2 separate regions of the Homo sapiens genome follow, and region 2 is linked to region 1. The links are chromatin loops, found by intact Hi-C in ENCODE. Cell type or tissue: endothelial cell of umbilical vein. All regions are shown on one strand. Each heading gives the region's core, and the rest is flanking DNA. Links, peaks and the distances in the headings are about the cores only.

Region 1 (2,931 bases), core at 337-2,836:
TGAAGACACAAAATAGTAATCATTGAAATCTACTGTACTGTTTTAAAAAAGGAATATGCATATACTTTCATATATCCAACTTGGATAAAATACGTGCGAGCAAAATACACCAAAATGTTAACAGAGTAATCTCTGCAATGTGATTGCAGGCATTTTTTTCTTTTTTCTTTATACTTCTCTTGATTTTTCAGTTTCTATAATGAGCTAGTACTACTTTTATAATTAGAAAAAGGCCATGTTATGTTAAAATAGACTTCTGTCTATGTTCTAGAAGAAGTGAATTGTATAATAATAAATTAGACATCAATTAAAAACACAAATCATTAGCAGTATACAGCCAGAGTTTACAAAGAACAACTTAAACCATACAAACTTCATAACTTCTTTTGGCTTGAACTCTAAGATTCAGCAGATGTTATACTGGAATTTTAGTAAAGGACATGGTATAGTCTCCCGAGATTTTACTGACAGATGAATTTAAATCTGTTTGGATCAGAGAAACTGCACTTGGTTGAAAAACAAGGCTGTAGGTCTGTAAACAAAAGGAAGTGATGACCTGATCAAGGGAAGAGGCTAATGAAAAAGCCATAGTGTCAATCAGCAACCAGCCATAGAGAACAGAGGCATAGCCTAGATGGCACATGGAGTATTTAAGATGGTAAAAGGCTCTGGTAGGGAGAAAAAATGGCAAGATGGCAGGGAGAAGTAATGATTATTAAGCACCTGCTTCATGTGAAAATTGTGCTAGTCTTTGGTGTATTGCTCTCTTGTACTGTGTGAACAACATCTCTACAAGTTAGGAATTCTTTCCGATTAACAGATGAGGAAATTAAGAGTAAAAAAAGACGTTAAATGTAACAAATAGTAAATACTGACAGATACAGCAACTTACCTATTTAGTTAAATGTGATCTGAAAAATAAAATCTATCAATAGTGAGTTCCTAGTAAGCATTAAAAAAAAAAAAACCAGAGAAATTACTGTGCTAAACATTGACAGAAGTGTACTATGTAACATGAAAGGAAAAACCCAAGGGTTTTTGCTTTTTGTTTTTTAAATTTTTTGAATTTCGACTTCACATATTACATTTAATAACATGGGGGATACAAGGACAATTAGTTTGCCCCTCTCTCGATAAGTATAGTGAAATTATGGCCGGGATATTGTATCTCATTATGATAGATTTATTCCAGCAAAGACAATAAGGTCCATAAAAATGCTAAGGTATTGTCTGTGGAGATCCTGACTAAATGTTGACTAGGATGAGTCATAGCATAGCTGAAATGCATAAGCACTTGGAGGAAATGATGGGGTTTGATCTAAACAGGATAAGTAGAATAAAAGTAAGGAAAGGAAGAAGCATAGGTCAAATATCAATAAAAACTTTCCAACAGTGGAAACTATCAAAACCAGAAGATTTGTTCCCAAAGGAGATTCATATTTTGGAAGATTTAATATTTGACTGAGTAAACATGAAAAAATAACTAATCGAGAACAGTTCTCAATTTTATGCTTCTATAGATTCATTTGTAAATAAACTGTTGAGCAATGATGTCCCATTTATTCATCAGCATTAGGGAACAAACTGTTCTGTAGAAGTCAGTTCCCCAGATGTTGCAGGACTTGCAACAGCTACAGATTTTTGAAAAAATTTCAACTTATTTAATGGGAAATTATTTAAATTGCGTTACTCAGATCCTTGGCTTCTTCAACATTCCAATTCAGAATTACGATATGAGATAGCAGAACTATGTGTGGAAAGCCTCCTGGAACATGGGCTCAGGACAAGCAGAGTCCCAGTCTTAGTTCAAGTAGAAAGTAGCTATGACCGTGAAGGTCATTTATCCTTCTGGTCCATATATTTTTTTAAATATACAACTATAAATAAAAGTATGGGGAAAATGATCTCATTCACATGTGCACATGTTTTTCTTTGATGGGTAGGTAATAAGAAGCTGAATATGTGGGTAAAAGGGATTTTAGCATTCTAAAGTTATATTTATGATAACCAGAACTTATTCACTTATTCTGTGTGTAATTAAACATAAATACACTTTTATCCACCATTGCTCAATTGATCCCATTTTTAAGAACTTTATTGCTGTATAATCAATGTATGATAAACTGTACAATTTAACAAGTTTGAGCATTTGCATATGCTAATAGAACTATCACCACCGTCAAGATAGTGAACATATCCATCATTCCCAGTAGTGATCTCTTGCTCCAGTACATTTCCTTCTTCCCACCCATCTTCCCTCCACCAGGCAACTGCTGATTGGATTTCTGTCACTATATATTAGTTCACATTTTCTAGAATTTTAAATAAATGAAACAAAACTGTATATACTCTTTTTTCAGTCTGGATTTTTTTGTTTTGCATAATTATTTTGAAATTCATCTATGTTGTATTTATCTGTAGTTCATTTCTTTTTATTATTAAATAGTAATTTATTGCATGCCAATTTGTTTATCCATTAACTCCATTCGTCTGTTGATGGACATTAGGGTTGCACCAGTTTTGACTATTACAAATAAGGCTATTGTGAACATTTGTGTGTAAGTCTTTGCATGAACATTTGCTTTCATTTCTCTTGGATAAATATCTGGAATAGAATGGTTGGCTCCTGTGATAGGTATATATTTAATTTTTTAGGAAACTGACAAACTATTTTCCAATATGATTGTGCCATTTTGCATTCTCAGCAGCAGTGTATGAGAATTCCAGTTCCTCCACAACCCTATCAGCACTTAACATGGTCAGTCTTCTTAGTTTAGCCATTCTGATGAAAGTGCAGTAGTCACAGCACTTTAGGAGGCGGAGGCAGGCGGATCACCAGGTCAGGAGATGGAGACCATCCTGGCTAACACGGTGAAACCCCGTCTCTACTGAAAATCCAAAAAATTAGCCGGGCATGGTGGCGGGTGCCTG
Region 2 (2,931 bases), core at 211-2,710, 480 kb before region 1:
CTGTTGACATAAAAGAAGTCGTTAGAAGGGAGGGTGGGACGGGCAGAAAACTGCCATGTAACTACTCTTCCTATCCACTTTTCCAAGTGCTTTCCTGGGAAGTTTTCCACTGTTTGACTTTTTATTTTCTTTACGGAATTTATATCTCCTCACCTAATGTTGCTGGTTTTCACCCCAATTATACCTGTAAAAGCCATTTGTGAAGTCACCTGGAAGATTTTTGACAGAAAGGGGGTGTGTAGATCTGGAAATGCTAGATGGGGCCCCTGCATCTGACTCCTTGTCCCAATTCTTTTCCTTGGGAATTGCCTGAAGAAATGCCTCTACTGGGGCTTGTTACATTTGTAAATGAATTTTTTTCCATTGTGTGTGGGAGTCTTGAGAACTTACTAATATTGAAACAGGTAACAACAATTTAAACATTTTTAAAAGTTGATGCAAACAAATAGCCTTAAGAGTTAACATTATTAACACATTTCTATTCCGCTAATGTGGTATGAAACTGACACACAGAATTTTCAATTGTATTATTCCATGTTACCCTAAAAAACAATTTTGGAATGAACTCAAGAAAGGTAATGTTCTTTTTACTTTAGATAAAAGAAATCACTGGGATAAAAATGGAAGGGATGTATAGCTGTTATAAAAGAAAGGTATTTAAGTCAAGCAAGAATTTAATTGCCATTTCACAGTGCCTTGCTTTTGTTCCTAATTTTCTAATCCTGTTCTGTACTGTTCCTTATTTTCTAATTTTCTAAGCTGATAACGACCCACACGTGCAAATTCTGGTTTAACACCCCAGAAAGTTTAATTGCATTTATTCTTGTTTACTGGTTTTGGCAATTTTAGCCAATCTTATGATCTTTTGCAAAGTAACAACGTAGAGACAGTATGAATGCTGATGGTAGATGTTGAAGCTGATAATTAAACCAGACTTTTTGTGAGAGGGAATTTTGTAGCCCAGGCTCACAAGCTCACAGACTTTCCTTGTTGTGAGATTATTTATTTACTCAGATCCCCACACATTTTGTGTTTTATCCTGGGGTTGGGCGGAGGCAGGCGTGGGGAAGCCTTTTCTAAAAGTCAGAGTACGAAATACTCAAAGGGATTCCTAAATTCAGCAATTACTCAACCACTGGTGCAGAGAAGGTAAGTTATTTAGAGTTGTTGATGTTTTAAATAAGCCGAGTGAAGGAAGCTCTTCAGGCGGACAAAGCGGAGAATATTGGGCCAAAGGGCCGAGCACACCCCTGCAGTGCCCTTCGCCCAGTCTACCATGGGGTGGCGCTCTAAGGCCCAGATTTGCCCGCCCTCGTCCTCCACGCGCTATTGCAAGCAGCAGAGAATGAACCCTCTCAAGCTTTCGTTCTTGTGTCTCTTTCTCATTGTACATGTAAAATATTTACATTGAAAACCCACTGACCGTCAGCAATGATGAAAATAACTAAGTAATTAGAAATTGGTTGGACATTTGTATACTTAGCTCTCTCAAGTATGTTTATACAGCTGATAGAAATGAAGGTTTGGGATAAAAAGAATAATAGCACTATCATATAATTTCAAAGTTTGAATTACTTTTTTTCCTGAAAATATTTTAGGTTAAAAAAACCGCTCATATCTAAACTCCTAGAAATCCACTTTTAACCTTTTAATAAATTATGCCATATAATACAATTTTAAAATCCAAAGATTCAAGGTAATTTAGTTATTAATGAAGTCAGAGTTACTGTATTTTTTCATGATAAAAGAAGGAAGGTGAATAGATTTTAAATAAATGAAGATTTCAAGCTAGCACCTTTGTTTTAGTTTAGCACCCTGGACTATGCCCTGTTGAAAGCATTAAAGAAAGATGCAAAATCTTTGAATAAACTGCAAATTAATCTCCATTACCCAAATAATTTCCATCATTTTTATTGTTTTACTGGGCAGATATATTGCTCTGTGTAAAGGGAAAAAAGAGAGTGCTCGATTTTCAAAGGGAAAGAAGCATAGAGGATAAGGTTCACAGCTACAAAAATACATATGATTCATTTTAAAATGGAGCCTTAAAGACAGTGGTCTGGTCAACCATCAGCATCTTCCATTACCAAGAAGAAAATATCCTCCCATATGAACCATATCTACCATTTTTTATCTTATTCATTTTACTTAATATCATATCATGAGCACTTTCCCAAATTATTAAATACTCTTAGAAAATCTCATTATTCATGGCTCTATCATCATTTAAAAAAATTTTGCGTATTACTCATTGAACAGACTATTTTTAATTTTTCTAAACAATTGTCTAATAAGTCCTTATAAATAAAATTGCCCAGGAGATATATGTACATAAATTTTTGTCAAGCAACTGTCTTTAAATCTTTAAAGAAAGTTTTATTTTAATGTAAAAAAATTTAATCTTAACTTTAAAAAGTTTTTTAAAAAGAAACCGTAGATAAATATACTCCTACATAATATAAAATTGATTATATAGACAAGCATTTTTTTGTCGGGGGGGTGGGGGGAGGGTTGGAGAGTGTCAGGATTTTAAAATCCCAGTTAGAATAAACAGATACTGTATCTACTTGGATTAATTTTGAGATGCCAAATTTCCAGAACTATTCATTAATATCTCATTAATGTCAGATTTATATACTCAACAAATCTGAAAGAGTCAATCTAATTTACTATTTAAACGTTGACATTTTATATTTTTTCTACACAAATATTTGGGTTTAAAAAGGAAACCAAGAGCTATATTGGGAAAAACTTTGATGCCCCTGACCCTAAGAAAGCGTTACTCTTCATGAAGAAAGAATAAATGTTTGAGGTGGCAGATATCCCAGTTACCCAGATTTGATCATTTCACATTGTATCCTTGTATCAAATATCACATGTACTCCATAAATTAATAAATAAGTTTAATTAAATTAATAAAAATTTTAAAAA

Evidence for each region. Hi-C counts contacts between places; a loop is a spot of excess contacts. Peaks named below come from ENCODE experiments on the same cell type or tissue, not always from the same donor. Only the 100,000 strongest peaks of a DNase experiment are listed, where the experiment ranks them.
Region 2: a loop joins it to region 1, with 2.6 times the contacts of the local background. A loop is called at or near these places in 3 of 110 quality-filtered maps.

The regions. Positions count from the first base shown.
Region 1 is chr6:84,896,782-84,899,712 of GRCh38, forward strand. No RefSeq gene overlaps it. Among named protein-coding and RNA genes, the nearest start is that of TBX18, 130 kb to the left of the region's middle. In endothelial cell of umbilical vein, for the core only: no CTCF peak of the experiment used is centred there; a DNase peak (open chromatin) is centred at 1,280; H3K27ac peaks cover 1,601 bases.
Region 2 is chr6:84,421,282-84,424,212 of GRCh38, forward strand. All of the region lies in intron 4 of LINC01611 (long intergenic non-protein coding RNA 1611), which reads right to left. All of the region lies in intron 1 of LOC107986620 (a long non-coding RNA gene), which reads left to right. Among named protein-coding and RNA genes, the nearest start is that of LINC01611, 52 kb to the right of the region's middle. In endothelial cell of umbilical vein, for the core only: a CTCF peak has its summit at 1,270; a DNase peak (open chromatin) is centred at 1,350.